Linked DNA regions of Mus musculus: region 1 is linked to region 2. A link is a loop called in an ENCODE intact Hi-C map of the cell type or tissue named here. Cell type or tissue: left cerebral cortex. All regions are shown on one strand. Each heading gives the region's core, and the rest is flanking DNA. Links, peaks and the distances in the headings are about the cores only.

What was found. Hi-C counts contacts between places; a loop is a spot of excess contacts. Peaks named below come from ENCODE experiments on the same cell type or tissue, not always from the same donor. Only the 100,000 strongest peaks of a DNase experiment are listed, where the experiment ranks them.
Region 1: it touches region 2 in a loop (5-fold over the local background); 3 of 42 quality-filtered maps call a loop at or near these places.

Annotation. Positions count from the first base shown.
Region 1 is chr11:33,150,174-33,165,583 of GRCm38, reverse strand. Npm1 (nucleophosmin 1) reads left to right here and starts at 2,378. Exons shown (of 11, transcript NM_008722.3): 1 at 2,378-2,662; 2 at 3,957-4,036; 3 at 4,359-4,478; 4 at 4,663-4,756; 5 at 5,144-5,250; 6 at 5,589-5,650; 7 at 8,536-8,593; 8 at 8,837-8,920; 9 at 9,480-9,581; 10 at 11,524-11,598; 11 at 12,732-13,086. The coding sequence starts at 2,605. The coding sequence ends at 12,770. RefSeq lists a promoter at 14,917-15,410. In left cerebral cortex, for the core only: no CTCF peak of the experiment used is centred there; no DNase peak of the experiment used is centred there; H3K4me3 peaks cover 332 bases.
Region 2 is chr11:32,729,702-32,745,111 of GRCm38, reverse strand. Fbxw11 (F-box and WD-40 domain protein 11) reads right to left here. Exons shown (of 13, transcript NM_001271347.1): 6 at 13,639-13,776; 7 at 11,494-11,612; 8 at 9,725-9,974; 9 at 6,632-6,750; 10 at 5,846-5,956; 11 at 4,847-4,925; 12 at 2,468-2,653; 13 at 1-582. The coding sequence ends at 2,492. Among named protein-coding and RNA genes, the nearest start is that of Gm35723, 45 kb to the left of the region's middle. In left cerebral cortex, for the core only: no CTCF peak of the experiment used is centred there; a DNase peak (open chromatin) is centred at 7,166.

The DNA of each region.
Region 1 (15,410 bases), core at 3,651-11,650, 420 kb before region 2:
CTGATCTTATGAAGGTCCTGAGTTCAAATCCCAGCAACCACATGGTGGCTTACAACCATCTGTAATGACATCTGACACCTTCTACTGGTGTGTCTGAAGACAGCTACAGTGTACTTACATATAAATAATAAATAAATCTTAAAAAAAAAAGTACGGTCCATCAAAATGGTATACTGTTAGACACAATTAAGCTTCCAGGACGAGATGTTTGTTTTTTGTTTTGTTTTGGTTTGTTTTTTTCGAGACAGGGTTTCTCTGTGTAGCCCTGGCTGTCCTGGAACTCACTCTGTAGACCCGGCTGTCCTTGAACTCAGAAATCTGCCTGCCTCTGCCTCCCGAGTACTGGGATTAAAGGTGTGTGCTACAACCACCACAGCAGGATCTTGAAATGGAGATTTCTCAAATGGCTTTCTTTTCCTATATCTTTATCTAAGAGAAACTTTATCTAAGTTTCTCTTATAGGATACCTTCTTGGCTACTGTCTACAGATATACCCAGAAGCTCATGGGGTATTTCTCTTTTCAGTTTATTTTTAATTGATGTAAAGTGTATCTATCTATTTATGATGTATGGCGTACTTGGGAATATGTATAATGCATTGAATGGCCTAATCAATGTGAGTCTGGACATTTCTTCTCATATATCTGTAGTCATGTGGTGTAGTATGAAATACAGTTGTATAGTTGTCACTTGGTATCCACAAGAGATCAGCTAATTCCAGGATGATTCGTGCCCACACCCAAATATGCAGATGGGAAGATGTGTATTAAATAGCATGCTGTGTGTGTGTGGAGACAACTGTTGAAGCTGGGCATTGGCCATAGGATTCTGTTTTTATGTTTTAAAGCATGCTAAAAACTAATAAAAGCATGGAATAAAAAAAAAAAAAAGATAGTATTTTGTTGTAAGGTAATATACACAGCTCTTACTCATTGTACCTAAGCATGTGGCATCATTCAGTGACAACTAAGGCACCTAAAGTTTCGGGGAGGCAGGAAGAACTGAGTCTCTGTGTAGTCCTGCCTATCCTGGAACTTGCTCTGTAGACCACTGGTCTTGAACTCCTGATCCACTTGCCTGTGCCTCCAGAGTGCTGGGATTAAACCAGCATGAGCTGCATTTAAATAAGCTTCAGAATCCAGAAACAATCAAACTGTCTGGCTTGCACAGGCTCAAGGGGTATCAATGCTTCCTCCTGCACCTTCTCAGTTTGGATGGTCAAATTCTGTTCACCCGTTCTTTCCCACACTATACCCAGTCTATCTCTGTTTATTTTATTATTATTATTATTTTGGTTTTTCGAGACAGGGTTTCTCTGTATAGCCCTGGCTATCCTGGAACTCACTCTGTAGACCAGGTTGGCCTCGAACTCAGAAATCCGCCTGCCTCTGCCTCCCGCAAACTGGGATTAAAGGCGTGCGCCACCACGCCCGACTTTTTTTTTTTTTTTCTCTGTTTATTTACACACACAATTCTTCCAAGTTTCATGATTTTTTCCTTATAGTTGCAAACTGAAATTCACATATTGACAGATATCTCCGAATTTAGGATTTGATACGTAATGGGCTCACATGCATTTATATCTGACACGTCTCTGGAGTCTACAAACATTGGTACCATTATCTACATTCCTCCCCCAAATTCTTAAATATGCTAGCTCCATGTTGAGATAAAAAGATTAGGGCCGCTGTCAGAAAGCACCCAACGCTGAGGGATGTTCGTCAGGATTCATTTTAAAGCGCTAATTCCCAGCCGAAGATTCGTATTAAGGCTCATGAATTTCTAAAAAAGCGATAGGCCTTCATTTGGAATGATGAAGACGGCCTGCGTTTTCTCAGTTCTGCACGCTCTAAAGTTTTAGAAAGATGCTCTTTGGAGGCGACTGACTGGGTTTCTCTTTGGTCCCCAAATGACATAAAGCTGATAATTTTCGTTTTGAAAATGCTGCCTCAGAAAAGAGGTGCAAAAGCATGGCTGCGGGGAAAGTAGCCTAGATCCAGCCACTCCGCCCTGGGCTCCTGAAGCTACGTGAAAACGAAGAGCAAGCCTTCGAGCAAGCCAAATCCTGAGGTGATTATGCTTGTTCCAGGCCTACGGGGAACGGAGGGTGGAGAAAAGAGACGCTCTGTGGTTCCCTGGCTGCAGCCGCCATCTTTCAGGGTGGGCTGCGCACGCTCTCGGCCCTGGGCCCGCGAGCACGAGCGGAGAAGACGTGGAAGCCCTGAAAACCCAGAGCGAGGCCACAAAGAGAAAACGCGCCTGCGCTTGGGCGACAGTAGTGGAGGGACGGGGCCAGAGACGAACGCGCGTGCGCAGTGAGAGCCCGCCAAGCACCTGGAGGAGGAGGGGGGCGAGGTACCTAGGCGTGAGGATGAAAGGCGCACGCGCAAAAGCGCGACTGTGCGGGGAGTGGGAGGGATCCAGAGGAGGCTCGCGGAGGCAGGACTAGCGCAGATCTCGCGAGATCTCCTGCGACCATATATACGTGCGGAGAGCCCGCGTCCTTTCCTTGGCGTGATTCCGTCCTGCGCGTCTGTTCTGTGGAACAGGAGGCAGTTGTTTTCCGTCCGGCTTCTCCCACACCGAAGTGCGCGCCTCCACCTCATGGAAGACTCGATGGATATGGACATGAGTCCTCTTAGGCCTCAGAACTACCTTTTCGGTAACTGACTGGAGGGGGAAGCGTGTGCAGGGCCTGGTGATGGGGGGGGGGGCGGGAGCCCAGCCGAGGCCTGGCGTGTGGGGAACGCGGCGTAGGTGGAGGCCGGAGAGCAAGGAGGAATCTCCCAGGCCTTAGAAGCAGCGGCCTGAACACTAGGAAAGCCGCCGGAAAATGGGGCGGGAGCGGCCCAGCCTGTAGCCTCGGGTGTTAGGAGCGGCCGGCCGGCCGGCGAGGGTGCGACCTTGCCTGTGGCGCGAACTTGAGAGGCGTTTCTCCTGTGCACGAAAGCCCGCACGGTCGCTTCCGAGCTCCTTTTTTTCCTCTTGTGTTGAGCCACGGCAGGCGGCACGGGAGAAAGGGGCCTGTGGAGCGAGGCGAGGCCTACCTCCGCCCTGTTGGGGAGGATACATCTGCAGGCGCTGGGCTTTCCAGGGGCCGCATCTTGTATTCTGTGGCGACCGAGGGCTTCGCCCAGTAACGGGGAATGGTCCGAGCAGGCGCCCTGAGGCAGAAGGGGCAGCAACCCCTAGGAGCACGTGGTTGCCACGTGGTTGGGGGTTAGGGAGGGGGTGTGGGCTCTACATCCGGGCTCTCCGACTCTAGCCAACCTTCAGCCGTGGGATCTTGTGGCTTAGTTAAAAGTTCTGGGAGGGAAATGTTTATTTCATAGCCCGTGGCGTATGGGTTTTTGAGATCTTTGTTCATATCTTTCAGTATCCACAGTGATGGAGCCCCCCCTTTTTAATTTGCCTCTGGTAGGCGGAGTCAGCATCACGTTGCAGATAGCTGTACTGATGGCCCACGTGGCTTAATGTTAGGAGTACCCTTAAATCATCTACCTGGCTCTATCTAGAACTACTTTTTCTTGGGGTGGGGAGAGGGAAGGATCTGTTGAACAGACAAGATTCGCTTTAGCATCAAGGCTTTTGGGGATCACATCTATAGTCTTGCTGCCTACCCTACACCCAGTTTTTGTTTAAAAGAATCAGTTTGTTTTTCAGTGATTCACGTTTTAGCTTTTTAACAGTCCTGAGATTAAAGGAACAGTGAACTCTGCCACTCGTTCATTAATTCTAGTAGTGTTTATACCGATTTCACCATACTACTTTAAAGAGACTCATTAAGTCTACTGTGGAAACCAGCAATGTTGCCTCAATGTAGTTAGTACTATGAGAAAATTAAAGATTTTTTTTTTTAATGTTTCATTTGAGTTGATTTCACAGAACTTTAGGCTTTGGGTTTTGATGTAAGTATCATTGCTAGGTTTGCTTTCTTGTTTTTGTCTTACATACAGGCTGTGAACTAAAGGCTGACAAAGACTATCACTTTAAAGTGGATAATGATGAAAATGAGCACCAGTTGTCATTAAGAACGGTATGTAAGCTCTGAAACTTAAAAACATTTCAGACATTTCCTACTGATGAACTAGGAGTTTAATCCCAGAAAAGATAGGGGATCTTTGTCACTTGTAATTTTGTATAGCTTGGTCACTCCAAGGTGCTAGATAGGTGCTTTGTAGAACAGTGCTTGTTTTTAATCTGCCAGCTTTATTCATTTAAAGGAACAGTTGTGTATATGGTAATTCTGTTGTGAAACGCTTCAATTCTAATTCTAATGGTGAGATGACTAGTTTTCTTTTCGTCAGTAGTGGTGAAAAGCCACTTTAAAAGTTTCTTTGAAACATTTTTATTCACAGGTCAGTTTAGGAGCAGGGGCAAAAGATGAGTTACACATCGTAGAGGCAGAAGCAATGAACTATGAAGGCAGTCCAATTAAAGTAACACTGGCAACTTTGAAAATGTCTGTACAACCAACAGTAAGTACATTTCTAAATTTTGGATTTCATGTTGGTTCAGGTCTCTTGCGTCATTTGGGGTCAGTGTCATTTAGGTTTTGCAAAGACGTATCTTTTACCAAGATTATTTCTGCTGCTATTATAAATAGGTTTATTTCATTGTAGAACTTGCTGGTAATATCTGTTGTAAAACTCTTATTTTTAGGTTTCCCTAGGGGGCTTTGAAATTACACCACCTGTGGTCTTACGGTTGAAGTGTGGTTCAGGGCCTGTGCACATTAGTGGACAGCATCTAGTAGGTAGGTTTTTTTTTGTCATAGTTTTCAATATAGGCTAGCTTTTTTAATATTTTAAACATTTGTATCTTTGCACATCTGCCATGGAATGCTTGTCCTGGTCAGACAAGACAATTTCCCTAGCATCTTTAATTGCTATCACATGAGTTCTGGGGATCAATCTAACACGACGAATGTGTTTGGTTGGGTTCAGCTATTCAGGACCCTATGACCAATGAGGCTATCTTTCAATCTAGACTTCCATTTGGACTGTCGTAGTTCTACAAAGACCTGATTTCTGTCTTTAAAATACAGTAAATCTTTTCTGTTCATTTGCTACCTTTAATGGAATCTTAAAAATGCTATGGGTTACTTGTTCTTGTCGAGTTAGTATGTCTAATTCTATTTTAGCTGTAGAGGAAGATGCAGAGTCTGAAGATGAAGATGAGGAGGACGTAAAACTCTTAGGCATGTCTGGAAAGCGATCTGCTCCTGGAGGTGGTAACAAGGTTCCACAGGTAAAGAAAGGAAAGATCTTTTTGTTTGTTTTTTGTTTTTCAAGACAGGGTTTCTCTGTGTAGCCCTGGGTGTCCTGGAACTCACTTTGTAGAACAGGCTGGCCTTGAACTCAGAAATCCACCTGCCTCTGCCTCCCGAGCACTGGGGTTAAAGGTGTGTGCCAGGAAAGAGTTTTAAAAAGTATTTCTGGCTGGGGGTGGTCTACAAAGTGAGTTCCAGGACACCCAGGGCTACACAGAGAAACATTGGTATCGAAAAAAAAAAACAAAATTTCTGGCATTTACTTTGGCTAATCACCAAAATTTCTCTTGCTAATGGATGCATATTATTCTTTCAGAAAAAAGTAAAACTTGATGAAGATGATGAGGACGATGATGAGGACGATGAGGATGATGAGGAGTAAGTATAAGTACTATGATCTCAAAAACTTGATCTTACAGGTACTTGTAAGGGTTTAGGAGGATTGACTTGCCAGTGGTTGATGTTTGAAAGTAAAAGATTTTGACCTATGATTCCATGTTTGCCTTACAAACAAGCTATTTATTGTATGTGGGACATTGATGGGGGGGTTGAATTAATTTATTTTTTTGAGACAGGGTTTCTCTGTGTAGCCCTGGCTGTCCTGGAACTCACTCTGTAGTTCAGGCTGGCCTGGAACTCGGAAATCTGCCTGCCTCTGCCTCCCAAGTGTGTGCGCCACTGTGCCCGGCTGGGACATTGATTTTTCTTGGGAGTTATTGTTAGGAGTAAGATTTTATGTGTTCAATATAAGTAACAGCTAGATGGGAAGTATGGAATTCGTTAAAAATATTTTTATTACATATTTTCCTCAATTACATTTCCAATGCTATCCCAAAAGTCCCCCATACCCTCCCCCCGAAGTATGGAATTATTATTTGTAGTCTTATATTTGTTACCTTCCTGTCTTATAGAAGTTCTGGAATTGGTCAAGTATATTCTGAGCTAAGATAACTGTTCAAAGCAAACTTGGGAACTAGTCTTCATTATATTGATTACTGTATTCATAGTGGGGACATAGTAAGGGACAAATAATAGTCTTGAGGTTATCAGGGTTAGTAGTTCTTCTGGTGTGATAATGGTTCATCATACAGAGATGATGCCCACGAGAATAAAATGATAGCTGAAGATTATTTACTATTTAAGTTGGAGAGTTTAATCACATTGCCAGAAAGTTCTGGATCAAAGAATGCAAAGAGGCTTTAAACACATACTCTGTATACAAGCCTATGGATTAAAGTCCTGGATCAGATAATTCAAATTGTTTGATTTCAAGATTGACTTTATATATTTCATTGTATATAGTTTAACAATGTTTGGGGAGTAGCCAGGCAGTGGTGTCGCATGCACTTGGGAGGCAGAGGCAGGTTGATTTCTGTGTTCGAGGCCAGCCTGGTCTACAGTGAGTTCCAGGACAGCCAGGGCTACACAGAGAAACCCTGTCGAAAAACCAAAAAAAATTGGGGAGTAGAACAGATGAGTGGGTTATATTGCAAATAATGACATTTATGCAGAGATTTTTTTGACTATTTTGCCATTTAAGAGCTTAGAAGATAACCCTGAGGAATGTTGTTAGAACTAAGTATTGAATGCTGCTGTACTAAAGGACAGATATATGTGGTCTCATAAGATGGTATTGCCTTTTGGTTTTATTAGACATTTTTATTTACATTTCAAATATCCCCTTTTCTAGTTTCCCCTCTGAAAACCCCCTATCCCCCTCTCCATGCTCACCAACACCCATTCCTGCTTCCTGGCCCTGGCATTCCTCTATACTGGGGCATAAAACCACCAGCATCAAGGGCCTTTTTAATCTTAAGGATAAAATCATTGGAATAGTGTTTTGGTGGTATGACTGATACTACTACATGGTTTAGGATAGAAGAAAAGAGTAGTTTTATAGAAATTAGTATTGTTTCTGGTACCAAGCATCTACATGGATTGGGTGTAAGGTAAGGTCATTTTTATACTAACCTGTAGTGTTAAATTACCAAAACCACTGGATTTACATGTAGCAGATCCTAACAAGAGAGAATCTCCCCACTGAAAAGGTAATTTACATGAAGTTCAAACTTTTGACTTTAACACTAGTGTGGAAAATGTAGTCACTGTTGGTGATTTTGCTTACAGACTTTGTATGAGCAATTGGACATTATATACTTAGGTATAGACATGGAGATGTTTCAGTGGCCATACTGAATGTGATTTGCCCCCTTCTAAAAAATCACAGTATGCCTGAAGAACATTTTGTATTCCTCTTAAAGCAAGTGCCATGTGACTTTATATCATAATCTCAGCTCTAAATTGGAAGTGAGAAGCAGCACCCTTTTTTGAGCTAGGACGTTACACTAAGTATTTGGAGGTGGACTGTTGTTAATTTCAATCTGGCAGCTTAATTCCAGTGCCACATATATATGTCTTTAGGAGGAGCCAATAAAGTTAGCCTTGTCAAACACTGCACATAACACATTGGAATGAAGTGTAAGCAGAAGCATCTTTACAGTAAGACAGGTAGAATCAACAAATGTAGTAAAATTTTTACTATAGAATTTTTGATCAATCTTTGGCTACATTTAAATTATTTGAGTATTTTGCAACATTTCATCACCACCATTTCGGTCTGGCTTTGATTTTTGACAGAATTGATCCCTATAGTTTTTAAGGGCTGAAAAGTCATGTGCATGTGTCATTGACTGTAGGTATTTGGGGTTGCTGTCACCACCTTGTGGGAGTTCTTCCTAAATTTACCTCTTGAAGAGTAATGTGTGAAGCAGTATCTTTGTTTGGTTTATTCCCTAGGTGACTAACAGTCTTACATGTTTACTGACCATATGTTTGGGGAGAAATGGTCTGTTCAAATTTCTTGCATAAGTAATTAGTATCTTTGCTCTAGTTACTGGGATATGTAAAAGTTAATCCCTACACTGCAGAGGAGAGGACACTAAAGGCATATATGTACTAACACCTGGCTAAATGTTAACTCTAAAAAGCCTAGTTTCTTTATGGTTTGGTACAAAGCTGATTTGGTTGAAGCTATTTATTTACTAATAACATTGCAAAATTAATCAACTACACAACCCTTTGAAACAATACTCTCAAGTATTATATAAAAATGTTTGTTAGGTTTCTTAAGTATTGATCCATTCAAATACTGGTGCAAATTCACTTTTATTAACAATTGTGCTACAGTGGATGAATATGGTTTAGTTCTTTTGTAAAATTGACTAAAAATTTAAGTTCTGTGTGTTGGCTTATTTCATTTATAGTGATGATGATGATGATTTTGATGAAGAGGAAACTGAAGAAAAGGTCCCAGTGAAGAAAGTGAGTACATGAGATACTATGAGGTTTATCATGGGTAGCTAGTAAAAGGATGGGAATTTCTTAGTGCTAGTAGTAAAAACTGGCTGAATTGATCTTAAAAATTGGTTCTGAGCTAAACAGGAAAATTTGAGAACGCTATCTGTATGTGAGTTACAATTTATTAGTTTGTTTTAGGACAGTTTAATCTGAGTTGATCTCTACTCTGGAGAGGGCATATGGATTAAGGCCATTTTCTACTTGCAGTCTGTACGAGATACCCCAGCCAAAAATGCACAAAAATCAAACCAAAATGGAAAAGACTTAAAACCATCAACACCGAGATCAAAGGTAAGTACCCAACAACAGACCTACTAAATTCAGTGCCTAAAAAAACTTTGTGCTTTGTGGTACTTAACCTTGCCTACATAATAGACTATAGTGCACACTAAGATAGCCCAATACATAAATTTGTGAAGTGTGTCATGTTCTGTGGTGGATTCCAAGGTTGACTTATTTTGTAGACTTGTTGAATTCTGACCTGTTATAGCTTTCACGATCTGGGTGGTGTGTGTGTATTTGTAGAGGTCAGGAGTTGTCTTAAGAGGCTTGTCAGGATTGATTGACTTTATTTTGAAGCATCTCTTCCAATCTTTTACTTTAAGATTTATTTATATAAGTACACTAGCTGTTTTTCAGACAGATGGTTGTGAGCTACCATGTGGTTGCTGGGAATTGAACTCTGACCTCTAACTGCTTATGCATCTTCAGCCCTCTAGTCCTGACAGGCTTTCTAGCTAGGAACAATTAGCAACTTCTCTGTGCTCTATAAGGGATTTTAGGGAGGAGGGAAATCTTGGTAATTACTTTGTTAAGAACTGTACTAATAATCTTTGAAAACTTTTTCCAGGGTCAAGAGTCCTTCAAAAAACAGGAAAAGACTCCTAAAACACCAAAAGGACCTAGTTCTGTAGAAGACATTAAGGCAAAAATGCAAGCAAGTATAGAAAAAGTGAGTAAAATTAACCTTTGAATATTAGAAATTCTACTAATGTGGGAATTTGGGTTAAAAGTAGATTATAAGTAAGAATATTCATAAATTACTCCAATAAAATGTATAAGGGTACTTTTTTTACTGGGGTTATGCTGTAGAACAAGCAGAGGGTGTTTTGTTTTCAGTAAAATTAAAAACAGCTGGAAAAGTAAGAGTAAAGTGGTTGGCTGCCTGAGGTTATTTTATAGCTAAGAAAAAAAGAATCACCTTTAAGTATTTCACAACAATTTGAGTTATTTCTGTGCCCTCTGTTCCAAAGCTCCCTCAGTCCATGACCTGAAATTTGTGTGTGTGGCTAATAGGCTTTCATCTAGTTTGAAATAGAATTTATCTTTCTTGGCATTTGGCTGGGACTAAATACATTTATATAAACCTGGGTTGTGTAGAATGGAATAATACAAATGATTTTTTTTTTTTTTGGAGAGCTAAGTTTATCTCCATTATGATTCTAACATGTGAATTACTTGAATACATGTGGAATGTTATGCAGATTGCCCATTCTTTTTCCTATTTTTTTCCTGTCTTGTAGTTCTCACATGGCTTCAGAAGATTTTCTTCCTTTGTGCAGCCACAAATGGATTGGAATTTAGCACTTGGCAGCACATTTCATATTTCTTATTAAACTGTAAACTTAAGTTTCCTGGTGTCACTGATTTATTTTTTATCCCTTGCATACACTGCTAAAATGATGCCCCTCCCCCCCATTTTAATGTGGTCCTATCTCCTTGGTTTAATTGCAGGCGCATTGAACATTCCTGGGCACTACTGGTAAATTAAGCCCAAAGATGGGGAAAGAGGAAAAGGAGAAACAAATATAGTACCATCAACAATCCAGACATCTCAATCCCCTTTCCTGATTGGCCATCCATTCCCCCTTGCAGGCTGGAAGCAATCTTGTTTTTCCTAAAGCATTTTTCTTTTACTTTTGTGATGCAGAAAACTACTTCTCTACCACTTGTGCATATGCCTCATTTCTTTGACCATGTTTTAACCTTTGTATCCTTAGCTACTCTCAATAAATTTTTAAATGAATCAATAAGGATGTATGTGACAATATTTTCAAATTACCGTAGTGAATTATTTTCTAGGTGATGAAGGCAATTGAGTACCTTAATACTCAAGGTGATTCTGGAATTTGGAAGCCTTAGTCTTGCTAAGTGCATAGAAATGCAAAAAGGTTAAAATTTAGAGAAGTGGATTTTATATGAAATAGGGGATAATCTGTAGTGACACTTTATGCTGATAAGTTAACATTTGCATTGCAGTATCTTAATTTGTAAGAATTTTGGCAGCAAAACTTGCTGATAATTGTGGTTTAGTCTACATTCATAATTGGAAGCATGCCAAATCGATGCTACAGTTAGTAATAAGGTACCTACTTTTAAATCCCTTCAATTGCGTGCTTTCCTAGGTAATTGGAAAACACTTATGAACAGGTCGTATCTAATTTGTTTTTTGGTGATAGGTGATAACATGAATTTGTATATTAGGCACCCAAGTGGCTGTACTTGCATGCCAGTAGAGCCCTCTGTAGTTTAAATTGGCTGTTTGGAAGGAACTGGGCATTAAGCAATAAAAAACCATGGTCTTTCTGGGTTTGGGCCCAGAGTTGGTTTTTTTTTGTTGTGTTTTGTTTTTCCAAGACAGGGTTTCTCTGGCTGTCCTGGAACTCACTTTTGTAGACCAGGCTAAACTCAGAAATCCGCCTGCCTCTGCCTCCCAAATGCTGGGATTAAAGGCGTGCGCCACCATGCCTGGCTTTAATGTTGGTTTTTAATCAAATGGGAATGTTAAAGGGTTATAGTTTGTGTAATGGCATGTAAAACTTTGGAAGTTTTTTCTAATGATGTCTCAAACAATTGCTGTTTGTCCTTAATAATGCTTTTTTTCCCCTCAATAGGGCGGTTCTCTTCCCAAAGTGGAAGCCAAGTTCATTAATTATGTGAAGAATTGTTTCCGGATGACTGACCAGGAGGTAACTGAATTTTCTGTGGACGTGACCAAATCTAAAATTTTCATTGATTTATTATGACTTTTAGTCTCAAGTTGTTGGCTCCTTGTAAAAAGTTCCTAACCACAGACAGTACTTAAATACATGGAAAGAATTTAATTGGCAGACTGAGCAAATAATTTTTTAGTGCACATTTTTCCCAGGTTTTAAATAGTTGGTAAATTATCTCTTGGTTACTGAACTTAGTTTTACTCTTAGTAGTGTATTGGCTAAGGAAATAGGATATGGTTTTTATTTGCTCCATTTGGCTGCTTTACAGTCTGATGATACTTGGACTCTTGGAAGTGGTAGTATCTTCTCCAGATAGCAAAGGAGGGTAAAATTGGTAGAATCAACCTAGATGGGTTAAAGCCTCTTGCATGTCAAGTTACTGTTATGTTTATTGTGGTATTAGGATACTTGGGCCATGCAAGGGCAAAGCACTACCAGTGATCTCTTCCCAGTGGTATGAATTTACAGTGTTAAATAGTAAATATAATGGGTTAATGTTAGACCTTCTGAATGAACAGTTGATTTAATTGGTTTCATCAGTATTGGCTATAGAGGTGTCTATTCAAAAAGAATTAAAAGGAACAATATAGCAGTAGAGTATTAAATGATAGTATTGCCTATTTAAATTATAGCTCCCAGGTTTGTAGTCAAAAGTGGTTAGGATTGAGGCAGACTGTCAATGATTGGAAGTAGTGATGTCATCAAATTCAGTCCTTTCGTGTTAGCTACAGATTGACCTAAGTTTTAGAATTCACCACTGAAGAGAATACTTGATATTTTTAAGTTTTTAGAAACATACTGGCTTGTCTTAAGTATGTCCCTTTGGGTTTTTCTAGGTTGTGATTTTTTTTTTTTTTTGCTTTGTAATACTTTGCCTAGACTTTAAACATTCTCACTCAAATTCTGAAACCTAAATAGGGCTGACCCACAGGCTGAGGAGGCAACACTGGCCATAAAGTATTTAAGCCATTTAATTAAGGAAACTCATGCTATGAGTTAATTCTGTATTTTTCCTTTGTAAAATGAAAAATATTTAACTGAAGAAATGAAATTTGTTTAATTCTATAAAGTTAACATTTCTTTACCATTTTTTTCCTCCTTTACAGGCTATTCAAGATCTCTGGCAGTGGAGGAAATCTCTTTAAGAAAAGGGTTTAAACAGTTTGAAATATTCTGTCTTCATTTCTGTAATAGTTAATATCTGGCTGTCCTTTTTATAATGCAAAGTGAGAACTTTCCCTACTGTGTTTGATAAATGTTGTCCAGGTTCACTTGCCAAGAATGTGTTGTCTAAAATGCCTGTTTAGTTTTCAAGGATGGAACTCCACCCTTTACTTGGTTTTAAGTATGTATGGAATGTTATGATAGGACATAGTAATAGTGGTCAGATGTGGAAATGGTAGGGAGACAAATATACATGTGAAATAAACTCAGTATTTTAATAAAGTAGCACTGTTTCTATTTGCTTATTTAACTCTCATACTTTGAAGTTAACGTTAGTGCCCTCATTTCTGAGCAGAATCACTGTTCATACATTCCCATTTAGGAACTTAACACTTAAAACACACCTTTCCTCTATTGATAGCCAATCTGTTGGACATAACCATAGGATTTATTCATCCTGTTTTGCTGTGGTATATTGTAACAATGCATGGGAAAATACATACTTAAGAAAAAAACTCAGTGGATAGTGTCTTTCACAAACACTCAGGCTATCTGTATGGATGCTTTTCTTGAATCCTTTTAAAATCTGGTTTGGAATTGAGTCTAAAGTTGCCTAGCAGGTCATATGGGGTAGGTTAAAAGAGGTATGGTATAGTTTGTCTATTCCTGCTCAAGTTTGAAGTAACTTTAGTCAAAGGCTGCTTCGTGCCTGAACCTTTTTTTTTTTTTTTGGTTTTTCGAGACAGGGCTTCTCTGTATAGCCCTGTCCTGTAAACCGGGCTGGCCTCAGAAATCTGCCTGCCTCTGCCTCCTGAGTGCTGGGATTAAAGATGTGTGCCACCACGCCTGGCTCCTGAACCTCTTTATAGTGAGGAAATTCTATACATATAGGTGTATAAAACTATTTGGTAACAGATTAGACTAAAATCTGCATATTAAGCTGAATATGCTTGAATTTTGCATAAAGAATGCTTTGATAAATACTTGCTTAGGGTGATTATCAGTGTGAATGTAATTTCACAAATGCATATGGTAAATGAGGCCAAATCAGAGTTACCAGGAGCTGTAGGAGCAGATTTTTGTCTAGGCAGACTTAAGCGCAGACCTAGTCCATGGGCTGGTTTGTGTGACTGTACAGGATGCAAAGTGATCAATGTGCATAGCTGCATGGAAATAGTGATGCTTTGGTGATAGTCATGTGGTAATCACGTTTCATACAGAATATGGTAGGCTATTGATATTGAATACATTTTTTAGAAGAGGTAACATTTGAATATTGAAATCTTTATGGGAGGAGAGATCTAAGATTTTGAAGCTGCTTTTGTCTAAAGTTAAAATGGAGGGAACACCACTTTAACCAAGACTAGTCCTGTTCTATACAAGATGGTCCTGCCTGCTTGCTAACTTGTGAAAAATGTTTACATATAAGTGGGAAGTATGAAACAACTGCTTGGTTATGAAAAGGCAAAATACATGTCAGTTTTTTTTTTTTTTTTTTTTTTTTGGATCTTTCAAGACGGTTTCTCTAGCCCTGGCTATCCTGGAACTCACTTTGTAGACCAGGCTGGCCTCAGAAACCTGCCTGCCTCTGCCTCCCAAGTGCTGGGATTAAAGGCCACCACTGCCCAGTATCTCAAAGCTTATTAAGCTTTGCTAGGTAGCCCACTTGTGACTGAACTGTAATTTCTGTCTGCAGTGCAAGCTGTTGGTGTAAACTACTTGTGCAAGAACTACAGAGCTCAGTTAAAGCAGTTTTTGCTGGAGCACAGGCAGAGAAGTTATGCAAACTGAACAAGAGTAGCTTTATGTGGTGTTGTCAAAACATGCAAGTACCTTGATTTGGCTTAAGGAATCAAGTTTTTTTTTAGGTTTGGGACTTAGTGGGGTTTGGATTCTGGGAATAGGTTAAAATTGCAGGCTATCAACCAGTAGAATAGTTGAGTCTTAGAGACTTTAAAATTTGCTGGTTCAGTTAGAAGTACCTGGTTTGTTTTTGTTGTTGGTGGTGAGATTATTCTCCATGTAATAACCCTGGCTGTCCTGAATTTGTAGACCAGGCTGACCTGGAATTCAAATTTTCCTACCTCAGCTTGCCCAGTGCTGAGATGATGTGCATGCCACTATACCTGGCCAAGTACCTGTTTTAGTGGTCAAGCATGTCTAGTAGCAGCAGGTGACTCACTGGATTCACTGGAAGGGGCAAGAGTCCTGTGGAGCACTGTAGAGGGAGATTAAGAGGTGATTGTGATTTGTCAAAATTGATGCATTAAAATGAATGTAAACCTTTAAGAAAGAATGTTGTTGGCTACCTGGTTCCTTACTAAGGCCTGCCTGCCTGTTCTTCACTACTGTCCCTGGTAATGCCTGTCACCCAGAAACTTTCTCACTTGTCTCCCACACACATGAAATATTCCTACCTTTGGTCTTAGCTTCATGTTGCCAAGTTCTTTGGACTATCTGCCGTTAACTTTGTATTCTTCAGAACACTGGATAAAAAAAGGTCTAGTATCTCTTCATTGCTCTTGATAATCTGGAGATTTAGTGTGCATGTGGGGTGTGTGTACACACATGAGTTAAAATCTACATGTGGAAGTCAAAGAACAACTTGGTTAGATTATTTC
Region 2 (15,410 bases), core at 3,184-11,183:
ATCACCTGTGCAGAGGTAATATAGCCCACTTATTCTTTAAATTAAAAGAAACAAACAGAAAGAAAGTGTAATCCAAAAATACTAAGATAATCCAGATCTGCCCATTGTCCGACACATTCCTATGCACGTCAGAGCGACGGTGACTGTGACTGACGGTCTAAGGAGAAGCTGCTGCTGGAGAGGAAAGCCCTGAAGACGCTGTGTAGTCGTTTGGCACCCAGCACTTCACCGAGAATGCAAGGCTGCTTTTAGTACCAAACCAAGGCGCAAAGCGACGACATAAGTTAGAAGCAGGGCTTCTCCTGACAGTCCTTGCTGTGTCCTTCGTGGGAACGTGTGCATGGGAAGCGCTGGGGTCTTCACTGAAGGGAGGGACATGAGCTGCTGCTCTACTTGCAGTGGAGAGCTAAGGAGTCCTTCTCCAAGTAGAGCTGGGGTGCAGTGAGAATGTCAGGGCTTGAGGGGTGGGGCTGCTCTGTATCTACCCAGCATCTGGAACCAGTCCAGCCCCAAACTCAGCTGTGAACGAACTCCCTTAGGCATGTGATAGCCATATAGCCAGTAGTTCAAGACCAGGAAACCCTGAAGAAGAAAGGAGAATGACATTATTTAACTAGACAAGACATGGAAGGGTCACAGAGGGCAGGTTCAAGAAGGAAAGGGGAAGACGGGGGTAGAGTGGGGTGTCAGACCTCCTCCTCCATCCCTTCCCCGTGTCATTACACTTTTCTGACTATGCCTGGTGAGGAGCTCTGTGTCTTCTGCCTCTGTAAACCTCTAGAGTCATGTGCTCTGAAGACATCACTCAATGACTACTACCAGGTGGGTTTGTCAATGGACTTACAAAAGTTCTTCCAAGAGAAAGTAGTGGGGAGATGACTGTGTAGGCAGAGATGGTGTGGACAATGGAAGGCCAGGAGCAGTAAACCTTCTGATGGCCTCCCCCTCTAACCCCCCACAGCAGATGTCACCAGCCCACCCTGCCCTGCAGTCCTTTGGGGTCCACAGCCACTCTAAAGGGAGCCCTCACCTGTCACTACTAATGAAACCCAGATGTTCGCAGCAGCACAGAGCGACCGTTCCTGATGCGCACCAGACCCTTAAAGCACTGCACAGGAAGTGGCTGACATGTGTGAGTCCCAGCTCCTCAACTATGCCACAGTGACATGTGACAAATGAGCAAGGTAAGCTCCAATCACACGGATTTTATGGAGGTTGGAATTTTAATATCACAGAGTTTTTATATGGCATGAATTTTTAAAATATTTTTCAAGTGTTTAAAGTGTAAGATCTACTTTTGGCCTGCACTGGCAGAAAAACAAAGCATACAGTGGGTCAAATTCAATGCTTGGCTACAGTGTGTTAAGCCCGAGCAAGGTAAACTTCTTGAGAGTCATTTATGGGACTCAGAATCTAGACTAAAAAATATCTGAAACAGATTAAAGGGGTGTGCCAGCACCACCTAGCTTACTCTTTAGTAAGCTAGAAAGTACATAATAAAAAGCTATAAAGAATTAAGCAATGCTTTTTTTTTTTGAGACAGGGTTTCTCTGTGTAGCCCTGGCTGTCCTGGAACTCTCCTTGTAGACTAGGCTGGCCTCGAACTCAGAAATCCACCTGCCTCTGCCTCCTGAGTGCTGGGATTAAAGGCATGCGCACCACACCCGGCTAAGCAATGCTTTTTAACTAAGAGAATTTAATCACAAATCTTTAAACAGTCACAGAAGTAAGGGTATTTATGAAGTGGACAAAGCGGGATGTGCGCAGAATCTAATGGATCCCGGCAAATCTTCCAGGTAGGAATATTGTTCCCAGTAGTCATGGATATCTGGGATTGGGCAAATCGGGCTTCTCTCTTTCTATCTAAAACAGCATCTTGGTGAGCAAAACAATCTGTCACCAACAGTATGACAGCGGCTCTGTAACTAGAGCGGAGGATTTGCATTCTGAAGCACCTGTCACGCCTCACCATGAAGAATGCACAGCATAATTAAGTGATAGCTCCTTGTGGAGATGGTAAAGCAGAGTGGACTTGGTGATGGGAAGAGGAATTTTGGATGGTCCTGTGTGCGCGCATGCATGGGCATGACTACACCCATCTGCCTGTCTGTCTGTCAGCCACAGAACTGAAAGACCAGGTAAAAAGGTTGATTTCTGCAATCCAAAAATCAAACCTGAAAAACTATCCTGGTGTTAAATGGCTATGATCATGAAGGAACTCATTTAGGTAACCAGTTTTTTAAAAACAGCAACCACAGACATCACTACCTGTCAATGACGACGAGAGAGCCCACGATGTGCAGGGCTCTGTTGGGAGCCTATTGAGACCTTACCTGCTAGTCTGGTAGATGCTTTCATTCACATCACTAAGGAACCTCAGTTTCCTAATTCCCAGAGGGAAGGCAAAGTCCAGAAGTGAGCGAGGTCTTGAAGAGCCCAGGCAGGGCTGGAGTTTGAGCACACTCACCAGATTGGGCCAAAGTGCAGGCTGCTATCTGGAGATATAGGTGTAGGTTCTGGAGGGAGAGCGGGTCTCATTCTGGGCACTGGGAGGCACATTTAAGAAATCCCAAATCAAAATAGTGTCATCATGGGAGCTGCTGATGATCTGAAACTCATCAAACTGCAGCCGAAACACACGTCCAGAGTGTTCCTATGGAAAAGCGGCTTGGTTAACATGTAGGAAGGATGGCTTTACAGCCCCTATCACCAGAGCTGGGATTTAGCTCAGGCGGGAAAGTCAGCACTTTTCAATGCCTCCTGCGTGGTCCCCCCTCCCCCCTCCCCCACCCACACACACACACTGAGCCGCATCCTTTCCCTGAGAACAAATGTTCTGCTTTCTAGAATATACGCCTCTAGGTTTTTCTTTTTCTTTTTCCTTTAAAAAAAAAAAAGATTTATTTATTTATTTTATGTATATGAATACACTGTAGCTATCTGCAGACACACCAGAAGAGGGCAACAGATCCCATTACAGATGGTTGTGAGCCACCATGTGGGTGCTGGGAATTGAACTCAGGACCTCTGGAAGAGCAGTCAGTGCTTTTAACTGTTGAGCCATCTCTCCAGCCCCTAGGTTTTTCTTTTTTAAATTAAACATTATGTCCTACATTATAGCCTAGTAATGTGAAGAAAAACAGAGGCTGTCAGAGTAATACCCATTCAGGATATACTGTAAAACTAGACTCAGAAGGGCAAAGTTGCTATAAACTTTTTTTTTAAGATTTATTTATTTTATGTATATGAACACACTGTAGCTGTCTTCAGACACACCAGAAGAGGGCATCAGATCCCATTACAGATGGTTGAGAGCCACCATGTGGTTGCTGGGAATTGAACTCAGGACCTCTGGAAGAGCAGCTGATGCTCCAAACTGCTGAGCCATCTCTCCAGCTCCCTATAAAATTCTTTAAAAAGATGACCAAGAACATCTGTATTAAGTCATAGCAGTCATCAAAATTCATGGTGAAAGTAAGAGTGGCTCTTACAGTGCTGCCTGCTGTAGTCAATGCAGATACAACTCCTGGGCCTAGAGAGCATGCTCAGTAGTTAACAGTACTTGTCGGTCTTACAGAAGGACCCAGGCTCAATTCCCAGCACCCACTTGGCGGCTCACAACCATCTTAGTTCCAGTGGATCCAACAGATTCACACAAGGTGAACACATACCTACGTAGGCAAATTGTTCATACAAATTTATTTATTTGAGAGAGGATTTATCTGTGAAGATTAGAGGTGTGTGTCACCAGCATGGCCCTAAAGATAATTTTCTAAAAAGAAACAAAATTGCTGAAAAATTTCAAGAAAAGCCTATCACTATTTTCAGATGTCTCTCAAAGGAAAACAAAAATTCCAACAGAAGCAGCCTCAATATTAGAAATCAATAGCTTTAGTAATGTTAAAAAAGATCCACATATCCAAATAAAGTATTTACTTGGTCTTAAAGCAAGCAAGACATTCTGCCATGCCACTGACATGGAAAATCAACCACCTGGAGGTCTATCAGAGTCAGTGGATAATAAAGCAGACACGGGCAGACACTGACCCCACAGACTGGCACCTCACAGAAACGAAGCAGAAAGAAGGGTTCAAAAGTGAGAGATGGGGAAGGCTAGATGAGAGAAGGGTGGACAGGTGGACTGAATCCAATGCTCCTCAGAAGGCCCAAAGTCTCACTCACCCAGACTGCAGGACTCCCTGCCAATCATCCACCCCACTATAGAGTGACCAGGAAAATGCATAGTGTTGGGTACTTCAAAATTTGTTAAAAGTATATGTAGCCAAGGTCTTATGGCCTCAAATTCACGATGTAGCCAAGGATGACCTTAGACTCCTAATCCTCCTGCCTCTGTCCCAAGAATTGAGATTAAAAGTCTAAACTACCATACCATACTTGGTTTTTAAAAAAACGGATTTTTAATATTTCTATCAAAGAAATGAAAACTGATATATTCATTAATTTGTTGACAATTTTTCTATAATGTATATTATAGACCAAAGTATCACACTATTCTCTTTGATAATATAGTTACTAATTTAAAATAAATTTTAAAAATTAAAGTGTTTCTATGTGCCAAAGGAGCCCATATAATAGAGACTGGGGGAGGAGGGGAATTAGACCTTAACAATTTACTACTGTGCAGTTATAAGATATAACACAACTGCACACTACAGAACCCCTAAGGCTCCAGGAGAAATGAGCACAATCATGAGGGTGCCTGCTCACCTACACAGGACCCTGCAGCAGTGTAAATGAACTATGTTCTGGCTGGCCAAAAATACCTATACGTCTCTCAAAGTGTGGTACAAGACACACGCTTTCCCCACCCCAACAAATCACATACCACCAAGGTGCGCAGACACAATGTGCTTGCTGGGGCCCGAGGGTCAAGAGCAGCCTGCAAGTCCCAGACTTTAATCTTCCTACAAGGAAAAATGAGACTGGAATTAATAAAAGAGTTAACATTTTCTACACTGTGAACATACCCATGACAAAACAGTTCACTTGAAAGGTCTACAACCAAACCCAACAGGCGACAGGCTGGTGTTTCTAAGTTTTTGAACTTAGACTTTGAGTGTTTGATTTTAGAAAAAGAACCTAACCCCTCTCAGAATCTCTGAACCCTTAAAGGGATATTACTGCTAAGGAGGTGGACAGGCAGAAGACTCAGGAGTACTTAATTCACTTCCTAACTTAATACCTATGTTACAAAATTCAATATTTGGGGGACTAATGAGATGGCTAAGATGCCTTTCTCCAAATGAAGAAATGGCTAGCACACTAATGCCCCACTGACCAAACATATATAAGGCAGACTGGGACTTACAGCTTCCATTAGTCATTGAGAACAAAAGGAGAAAAGAGGAATTTTATTACTGAGTTCATGGGGGAAGGGAGTGTTTCCTGGTTTATTTATAAAAGAATGGAATTCCCTATAGTTTAATCTGTATATGTGCGTATTTGTATGCATTTGTTTGGTTGGGGTGTGTGTGTGTGTGTGTGTGTGTGTGTGTGTGCCGCACACACACATGTCTGAGAACAACTCTTCTGGAGTGAGTTCTCTCTCCTTCACGTGGATTGAACTCAGGTTGCCAGGCTTGTGCAGCAAGCACCTTCCCTAATTTTTGTATTTCTGTTAATGGTTACAACACAAGCGAGTCTTCAAGTGCCTGGCTACAACACGATTGAGGCAGGCTTTACTTCAGCTTCCTGGATCTGAGCATCCTCACCTGACCCACTGCTATGACAGATCTTTCTCATAGAGTTCTGCATTCACATTGCTGTTTAATACACAGCAACTTTGACAAGGCTACAGCCATGCTTGTGCAGATGAAACACATACCCATCATAGGCGCCACTGACAATCCTCTTGTTATCAAAACGGATGCACCGGACCAATTCTTCGTGCCCCTCTAGGACTCTTAAACAGGCACCACATTCAATATCCCATAACCTTGAACAAGAAGCAGTCATCTATGAAACAAATTCTCTCACATGACTCACGCCCTCCTCAATTGTGTACCCCTGTTCTGTGCAGGTAAGTCTGTCTATTCTCCTTGGATCCCATATTCCCATCTCATAGTTCATACAAACCACTAAATCTAACACTTGTGCTTTCACACTAATTTAGGCAGGAAACTCACTTTCTGTTATATTTTGTTTTATACAATTTGAAACCTTTAAAAGCCATTTTCTATTTAAATCAAATCATCAACAAAGACATTTCAATTATGCTTAGTCCCTGGGAATTTTCCTGGTGTTTCAGCTGATAAATCCACAGAGTCCAATGGCTTCGGAAAAGTTTTTCTGGAGATGTGGACATGAGGCAGGAAATGAAACAAAACAAAACAAACAGCAAGGAAGGGCAGGGAGATGACACACGGGCAGCGACCCAAGCCCGGAGGTCTCCAATCTTGGCAAAGCTCAGTAATGGCTCCTGTGCACTGGGTGCCAGGGTTATTTAGTTCCTAAGGAGTGGGCCTTGGACTCAAGTGTCTTAGAAATACAAAGCCACTGGCCATATCAAGCCTTCTCCTCTGCATGATTCACAGGGTATAAACTGATTCTGGAGTGAGAGACTTTTTGTTTTTTACAATGGTTTTTGTAAAATAAACTAATTTCTACGCACCGGATGGTATTATCTGATGATCCACTAACAACAAGCCGGTCGCGGTACTGCAGACAGGCGATGCCTCGCTTGTGCCCATTCAGAGTGCGGACAAACTCACATGTGCTCGTGCTCCACACCTACAGGAAGGCAGCAGTGCAGTTAGGACGACACCTTCAGAGAGCGTGGACAGGAACATGTACCCTACCATCCTAGCATTCAAGAGACAGTGTGGCTACAGAAAGGAGAAGGATCGCCCAAAATGTCCATCTGTAAACTCTCTTCTCATTTAATGATAGGCTGAACGGAAGTTGGCCACTGTGAGTCTTCTTGGCCGAGGGGGACAGAGTTGGAGTAAAGTTCAGGGGAGTAAAGAAGCCTAAAGTCTGAGATCTTCACAAAGGCTCAGGCCTTTCTGTGGAGGAAAGAGTCTGTGGCAGATGTTATGTTTCCATCTAGCTCACGTCACACTCGGACGTGCCTCACTATCTGTATCTCCCCTTCTCACCAGTTTCTTGAGTGGCACCATTTATTTTGCCAAATGACTCATAAAATATTCCATACAGGATTTAAACAGCCTCCTCTTGTGAGTCTGTCTGTAAGATGCAGATGCTCCCTGGCACACTTTCTACAGGGTGAGCCAAATGAGGACACACACAGTGGCCAGAGTCCCGAGTGAGAGCGACAGCAGCATTTGTAGCTCAGCAGAATGATGAGCAGGCATTTCTATGCCCATCCCAGCAAATGGAGTTGGACCCCCAACCCCATGCCATACATAAAAATTTAATTCAAGGAGATCAAAGATCTAAATGGTAGAGCTGAAATTATACAACCCTAAGGGGGGAAAAACAAAGGAGTTGTTTTGTAAACCTCTAGTGTTAGGCAATGGTTTCTTAGGTATCACAACAAAAGTTCATACAACACAAAAAAAATTTGATAAACTGGATATCATCAAAATTAGAGTTTTTTGACATCGACAAGTGAAAGAATGAAAGAAAAATCATTTACCTGATTAAGGGCCTCTTATCCATAGTGTATAAAAATGTTTCCACCCACCCATCTACCCATCCATCCATCTATGTAATGTGTATGGATGTTTTATCTGCATGTGTATATCTGTGCACCACATTTGTGCTTAGTATCCTTGGAAGCCAGAAGAGGGCATCAGATCTGCTAGAATTAGAATTAGAACTAGAACTAGAACTAGAACTAGAACTAGAACTAGAACTAGAACTAGAACTAGAACTAGGGTTACAGATGGTTGTAGCCACAGTGTAGGTGCTGGAAATTGAACCTGGGTTTTCTCCAAGAGCAGCAAATTCTCTTAACTACTAAATGTAGAGGAATGCTAGGGTGGGGAGGCAGGAGTAGGTGAGTGGGGGAGCACCCTCATACAAGCAGTGTAAGGGGGAAATGGGATAGGGGGTTTGCAGAGGGGAAACTGGGAAAGAGGATAACATTTGAAAAGTAAACAAATAAAATACCCAATTAAAAAAAAATAAGCCAGGCATGGTGGAACACGCCTTTAATCCCAGCACTCGGGAGGCAGAGGCAGGTGGATTTCTGAGTTTGAGGCCAGCCTGGTCTACAAAGTGAGTTCCAGGACAGCCAGAGCTATACAGAGAAACCCTGTCTGGAAAAAAACAAAAAACAAACAAACAAAAAACCAAAACAAAACAAAACAAAAAATTAAAACTCACCCAGAAAAATAAAACTATCTAAGTTTTAAGTGGACTTAAGATACATTTATGCAGAGCAGGTACAGTGACCAACAAGCAAGCAAGCACCACAAGCCACCATAGAGTAAAAGCAACTCGACAGAGCAGCCTGCATCTCAGGACAGCTACAGGTCAAAACAAGACAGTGATGAGTGTGGACAGGTGGCGAGTGGAGCAATCTCCCCACAGAGGTGACTTCTAATCAGGCCCAAGTGCTCAGCTGTCAGGGCTGATCTTGTGCTGACTCTTGGCATATGGCTAAGTTATACACACAAAATCCACTGTTCAGCTCTCAGACACCTCCAGTTTCATGTGATATAGCCCATGATTTGTAGGGTGAGTTATCAGGGAACAGAGCTGTCCAGTGCTAACCATTAGAAATCCTTCAAGCCAGCACAAAGTCTCATGCTGGCAGGATCATAACATGGGACAACAACCTGAAAAACCATTTGCAGTTTCCTGCGCTGTTAGTCAATTTAAGAGAACTAAATGAACGTGCAAAAATGCATGGGCAAATGTTTATAGCAACATCATCCATGACTGCCAGAAAAGGAAACCAGCAACAGTCCATCAGCACAGAAGGGGAATACAAAGTGTGATCCAATTAGAGTAAAGATGAATTTGGCCACCAGAAGCAACAAAGCATGGATCTGTGCTGAACCCTGTATTACATGAGAAAGCCAAACACAAAGGGCCACATAGCTCATTATTCTGTTTACATGAAATGTCAAGAACAGGCAAATTCAGAGACAGAGGGTAGAATGCTGAATGCCTGGAACATCATGTGGAAGCAGGAGGGCTGAGTGAATGTTATCAGCATGGACAATGTGTGAAATGTCACAGAATCAATGTAATTAAGAGATAACATAGATATGGGAATCAGAACTGAATTTCTTACACCGGTGCTGCAGGTTATCTTAGTCTACAAATTGCTGGTCTCATGATTGCCTTCCGTCTGCCAAATAAACTTCTTGAAGACAGGGACACGTCTTGCTCATCCTTCTTTCTCCAGCCATCTAACCAGCACACAACAGCAAGCTCTCAGCAGTCAAAAAAACCAAATCTAGGCTCCACATGATTAGTTTGAGCCATGTTTGTGAAACAGAGACCTATCCTAAAAAAGTGTGTGGGCTGGTGGATGAGATGACCTGTATAAAACTCCTATACACAGCACACTCAGGGTGACTAGCCATGGAGCTCATGAAATTTGCAATTGTTCTCTACTGGGACCAATGGCTTTTTCTTGCCTTGCCCATGGCTCCAGAAGCATGTGGAATGGGAAGATCTGGTATGAATGCATAAAAAACAGACCCTGCCACCTGGTGTAAGCCATCTCTGCCTTTTCTCTGCTGTATAGAGATGGAACAGTCAGGATGAAGACAGCAGACACACTCACTTTAATGGTCCTGTCTCCTGAAGCAGACACGATGTATTTATCATCAAAGTCTACTACATTGACAGCAGCACGGTGGCCAACCAGAACACGGCGTAAAGTGATATCGGTGGCAGAAGCCATGTCCCACACGGCAATGGAACGGTCCTTGGAACAAGTCACCATCAGTCCATTGCTGAAGCGTAAGTGCAGTACGGCTTCATTGTGGTGGATGAGTGTGTTGAGCACCTCACCAGTGTTCACATCCCAGACTCTGGAAGAGAACAGAAAGTTGTGATGGTAAAGCCAGGGAAAGGTGACATGTGGGCTCATGCCATTCTTGCTGTACCAGGTGTGTGGTAGCACCAGCAGATCCCTGGCAGCAGCCTCCTTAATACTGATAAATCTAAGATGCTCTTAAGAAGTTAAATCTGGCTATACACAGGTTTATCTCACACTCTAAGAAATTAACTCAGAGATGTTTTCAGGTTTGTACCAATGACAAAGACAATCCCTCAAGACAGCAGGCTTTGAGTGAGTCTGTGATGACAGGAGTCTGACAGTTCCCACTGGCTTCTGGCATGCTGAGGAACCTGCTGCTTTCATCTGCAAACTAAGCTGTGGCATTTTGTCAGAGCACTTTCTGTCTGACCCAAGACATGGGGTGCACAGGTGTAGCATCTCTAGAAAAAGCTCCAACATCCTAAAGGATACTGTCACAGACCAAAAGATAACCCTGAAGGCTAAACAGTGACCTGAGGCTGAAGCAGCAGCCTAGAAGCCAAGCAGGGGCATGGGCAGCAGCTGTGCTGTGGGCAGGGTTAAACAAAGCCTGACAGTGTGACAGTAACCAAAAGGGGACATCATAGAATCCAGAGGTAGAATGAGCAACTATCCTATGTCCTGTGAATAAGCGATTGTCTCTAAGCATCTGAATCACATAAGATTTGCTGCTTTCCACTCCTCATCCCCTGTAGTCCCCCTCAGTCTAGCCAGCCTTGGCATTATGATGTCCTTTTCTCTGTTGGACTCAGTCACCTTGCCTGCAATCCTGAGACATGGGGAGGAGTGCTTTCCCAGGAGCACAGGAGCATATCTCAGTGACGCTCCCTTTTTAATCTTTGATACCCAACTACTAGTCACAACTCTCTTATGCAATGTCTTCTCCACTCTATCCTGGGTTGACAACTAAAAACTAAAGCCTCCACCATTAATGCCTTGTCTTTATAAAGACAGTCACAGGTTACTTAAACTCAAGGCTCAAAATGCACTGGTAATTTGACTCCCGGGAAACTATTTAACTTCTTAGTTTTCTAAGGTACCAACACAGATGAAGATAATGCCTAAAAGAACTCAAGCAGATATCCGTAATCAAATCTATCATCTCTGGCTCTCAGAGCTCACTTTCCCAAGGGTCTGCCAACAGCCTGATTTTCTCAGTTCCTGCATCCTTCACACTTCAACAACAGCGGACTTCTTCCCCTCTGCTCTGTTGGCAGGCTCCTAAGAACAGGAGGAAGGTAACAAAAGGCAGTGTGATTGGCTAGGAGAGCATAGTGCCATCTCTATACAGCATGAAGAGGAACAGGACACAGCTAAAACTCAGCCTCCTGCTCTATCTGCTTAGTACAACTCCATCAAAAAGAACCTGGAGATACTACAGTAAGTTAAAAATATGTCTAGAACCACAAATATGTGTGCATGCATGTGGATATGTATGTGTGTACAAATCTCTGAAGAGGGTACGCATCCTTGTCTCCTCAGGACTTTGTCTCTGAGATCAGAGCACTCACCTCACCGTGGAGTCTGAAGAACCAGTTACAATGACTCGCTCATCATACTGGAGGCAGAGGACAGAGCCTGTGTGGCCCGTTAGCACTTTCAAACATTCCAAGCTGCTTTTATCCCAGATCTAGTGAGACAAGATCAAGCACAGCAGCAGTTTAATACACACACTCACACACAGATTCCCACGCATCTTGCACTCTGAATCATCGAAGAAACACACAGTGTGTAGGAAACAAGATGAGTCTCAAACAGGTAGGAAATGACAAGAGGAGAAGAAATGGGGCAACACCTACTCGCATGCAGAATAGTCACACGGCTTTCCTTATGGTGTATGTAGCCCTTGGCCACTGTGCTCAATCAGCAGCTTGAGAAAGGGGTTTTTTTATAAAGTCTGGAAAGAGTCTCTAGTAAATAGTGACAGCCTCTATGACGGCCTTTTAGAAACACATACCCCCCCCCCTTATAGCTTCAAAACTTTAAAAATATAGAGCCTTTGTTCTCTCAAAATCCCAAACAATGAACCAAGAGTTCTTAGTAAGAAAATGTTACAAAGTCAAACTAAGCACTTAAGAATTGAAACAGGTCATGAGATGACAGAGCGGGCAGCTTCTGGAAGGGAAGGGAAGCAGGGCCTTAAGAACAAACGGCTCCTCTCAGGCCTGAGCTCTTCCTTCCCTTCCTTCCTCTTCTTCAGAGCTGCTCTTTCAGAACAGCACACACTGAACCAATCCTCCTCCATCGGGCAGCCTTTTTCACTCTGTCATGGCTTGTTAAGCAAATTCTTTTCAATGCTTTAAAGTTAGCACACTACCTGGGCACCCTGCAGCTTACCCACGCCCACTGCAGAACACCTGCTCATTCCCAAGGCCTGCCTAGGAATTAAGCTGCTGCAAATGTGTGCAGGTTTGGGGTGGACTAAGTTTTCGACTCCTCTGAGCAAATACTAAGTAATATAAGCACTGGATCATATGATAAGAGTGTTTACTAAGAAAGCGCCAAACTGCCTTCCAAAGCAGCTGGCCCACTTTCCATTTCCACAAGCATGGGATGCAGGCTCTGCTGGACTCCTCCCCTTCTTCCCGGGCCCTAGTAGTCACCACACTAATGGAATTCGATGCTTCTCCCAGATGCTTCCCTTTCTTTGAAGGCTGACAACATGGCCATCTTTGTAAATGCTGCTTTGCTGGTTAGACACGCTCTTTAGAGCTCTATCTACTAAGGTCTCTGCCTGTTTTTAAAATGTGTTTTATTTCCTTATTGTTGGGTTTTTATAGTTTCTACACACTTTAACTAGGACTCCCTCATCAGATGTCTTTTACATGTATATCCTGTCAATCTGAAGCCTGGATTTTCTCTCAGAGCAGAAAACTGACACACTAATGAAGACTACCCCATCAATTCTTTCTTCACAGACCATAGTCTGGTATTACATCTGCAATGTCATCCCTAAACCCAAGGTCATTTTACCATACGAGGCGGCAATCCAGCTTCCAGGTTTTCACTCACTCAACTGATCTGAACTTAACATTCCAGCAAAACCTTGCACACGTGTATTGCTAGAGGTTTCATTTACAATTCTGAGGAAGTCCCAAGCAGCATGCACATCCTTGAGAACTAAATAGATTACCACACTATGATGTACCCAATAATATGGAATGCTACTTCACAACAAGAAGTAATGAACTACTGCTAAACAAAGCAGGAGAGTGAGGCTAAATGCATCTGAACTGAGTATAACAAGTCAGTTCAAAAATCTGTTACATGTTATACACTGATAGGAAGGGCTAGATTTTATACACACACACACACACACACACACACTCTCTCTCTCTCCCTCTCTAAATACAGTGGTGGGAAGGCCACTGGGTTCCTGGGTATGAGGAGAGCCTGAAGGAACAAGACAAGTGAATGGGGGGGGGGGGGGGGAAGAGATCATAAACAGAGAGGATGAGTATGAATGTGCTCAGAGACACGTGAGATCAGACAAGGGCGACAGTGCTGGTTCTGGTTTCTTCTGAACTATGAGAACTGCTGATGCTGAGAACAGATAAAAACCTATCAGCAGTAGTAGAGACTGCCACACAACAGCACCTTACCCCTAAGCACCACGTGTATGTATTATACTACAATAACACAGATCAGTAACTTGCCTTGATAGAGTTGTCCCGGAGGCCACTGATAATTTTGTCATCATCATATTGCAAACAGTAGACACCCTTACTATTTTCAGAGCGGCACTGGATCCTCTGCAAGTTGTGTCGTCCACACCGCCAGTTGGATTCTATGGTCTGGAGAAAGGAGGCAAGAGGTGGGGTTTTGTGAGCCAAATGTTCTGTAAGGTTTAACAATCTGGTATTGCTTCCCACCAGAGACCCCCAACTTTTCTCTTTTCCCAATAAAACACTAGACAACAATGTTTCTTCTTAAACCCTCCCTGCCTACCTGGCAGGCATTATGGGATTTCCAGTGAGCTCTGGGTTAGATTTGAAACAGCCTAGACAGAATTCAGTACGTTTAAAGAACATCCCTTGCCCCCAAAATACAAACAGTAACTCACTGAGTCACTTCCTAATGCCAATTAAAACACCTGGCAAAAGACTGCCATATTACTAAGCACTAACTGAAGCGTTGCCTGATCACTGAAAAGACAGGACATTGTGCTAGTGCATCAGTTCTAAGCTCCTGCCAGACTGAAATCACTGTAAATAAGAATTAAAAAAATAAAAAGGGGAAGGAAGGAAGGAAGGAAGGAAGGAAGGAAGGAAGGAAGGAAGGAAAGAAGGAAAGAAGGAAAGAAGGAAAGAAGGAAAGAAGGAAAGAAGGAAAGAAGGCAAGAAGGCAGGCAGGCAGACAGACTGGTGGTGGTGCATGTCTTTACTCGCAGCAGAGGCAGGAGGATCTGAGTTGGAGTTCAGGCTGATCTACTGAGGGAGTTCCAGGACAGCCAGAACAATAGAGAAAACACCTCCTCCCCACCCCACCCCCGCATCTCCCACCCCCTATGTGTGTGTGTGTTTGTGTGTGTGTGTGTGTGTGTTGGGGGGTGTCCACTTCTCTAACATCATGTGTTGTTTAATGGGCTGTTAGCATATTCCCAGTATCAGGAAGTATGAGAAAGATCAACGAGAAGCATACTGCATTCCAAGGAGGCATAAAGCCAATTATGAGGGCAAATACTTGGAATCTAGAAACTGAGACACAAGATGTCAAGTTCAAAGCCTGCCTAAGATGCATATCAAGATTCTTCCTACACAGCTGCATGAGCACACATTCCCCCCACCACCACCACCCCCCTTTCCTCACTTTTAATGGTTAAGCTTAACTTTTTCAATTTTGGACTTAAAATGCAAAAACAATAATATAGATTCAAGAGGAACTGTATTTTGAATTTTGATCCTTTCCCTGGCTAGCCAATTGGATGCTGTATGACAGTAGCAAGCCGTGACCAGCCACTACAGCACAAGAGGAACACACCTGGAATCTACAATGTGTTTCTCAAGTAGGTCGCTCAGCAGGTTAAGGACATTTATACACATTTCAACCTACAACTTAACATGAATTTATCGGATGTAATCCCACAGTACACTGAGGAACATCTAGACTCTGAACTAAATCTGCTTGGTTAAAGATTAAGCCAATAATCTTGGTAGTGTTTCTCATTGTTTTCCTTTATAAATAAGCAAAGAAAGAATTTAACCTGCTGCAAACTGGATTAGCTAGAAGTTACACCCAGTTCTGATCAGCTACGAATATATTCATCAGTACAAAGGATAGTCTTAGCTCTTAGGTAGAGAACACAGAACACAAACATACAGTAACAATCCAGGGCACTCTCTGTGTCAAAATAAACAAACTCTGGCTACAGGATCTGAAAGGCAGCAAGGGCACCCTGGCCTGAGACCATGGCCCGGTTCAATGAGGA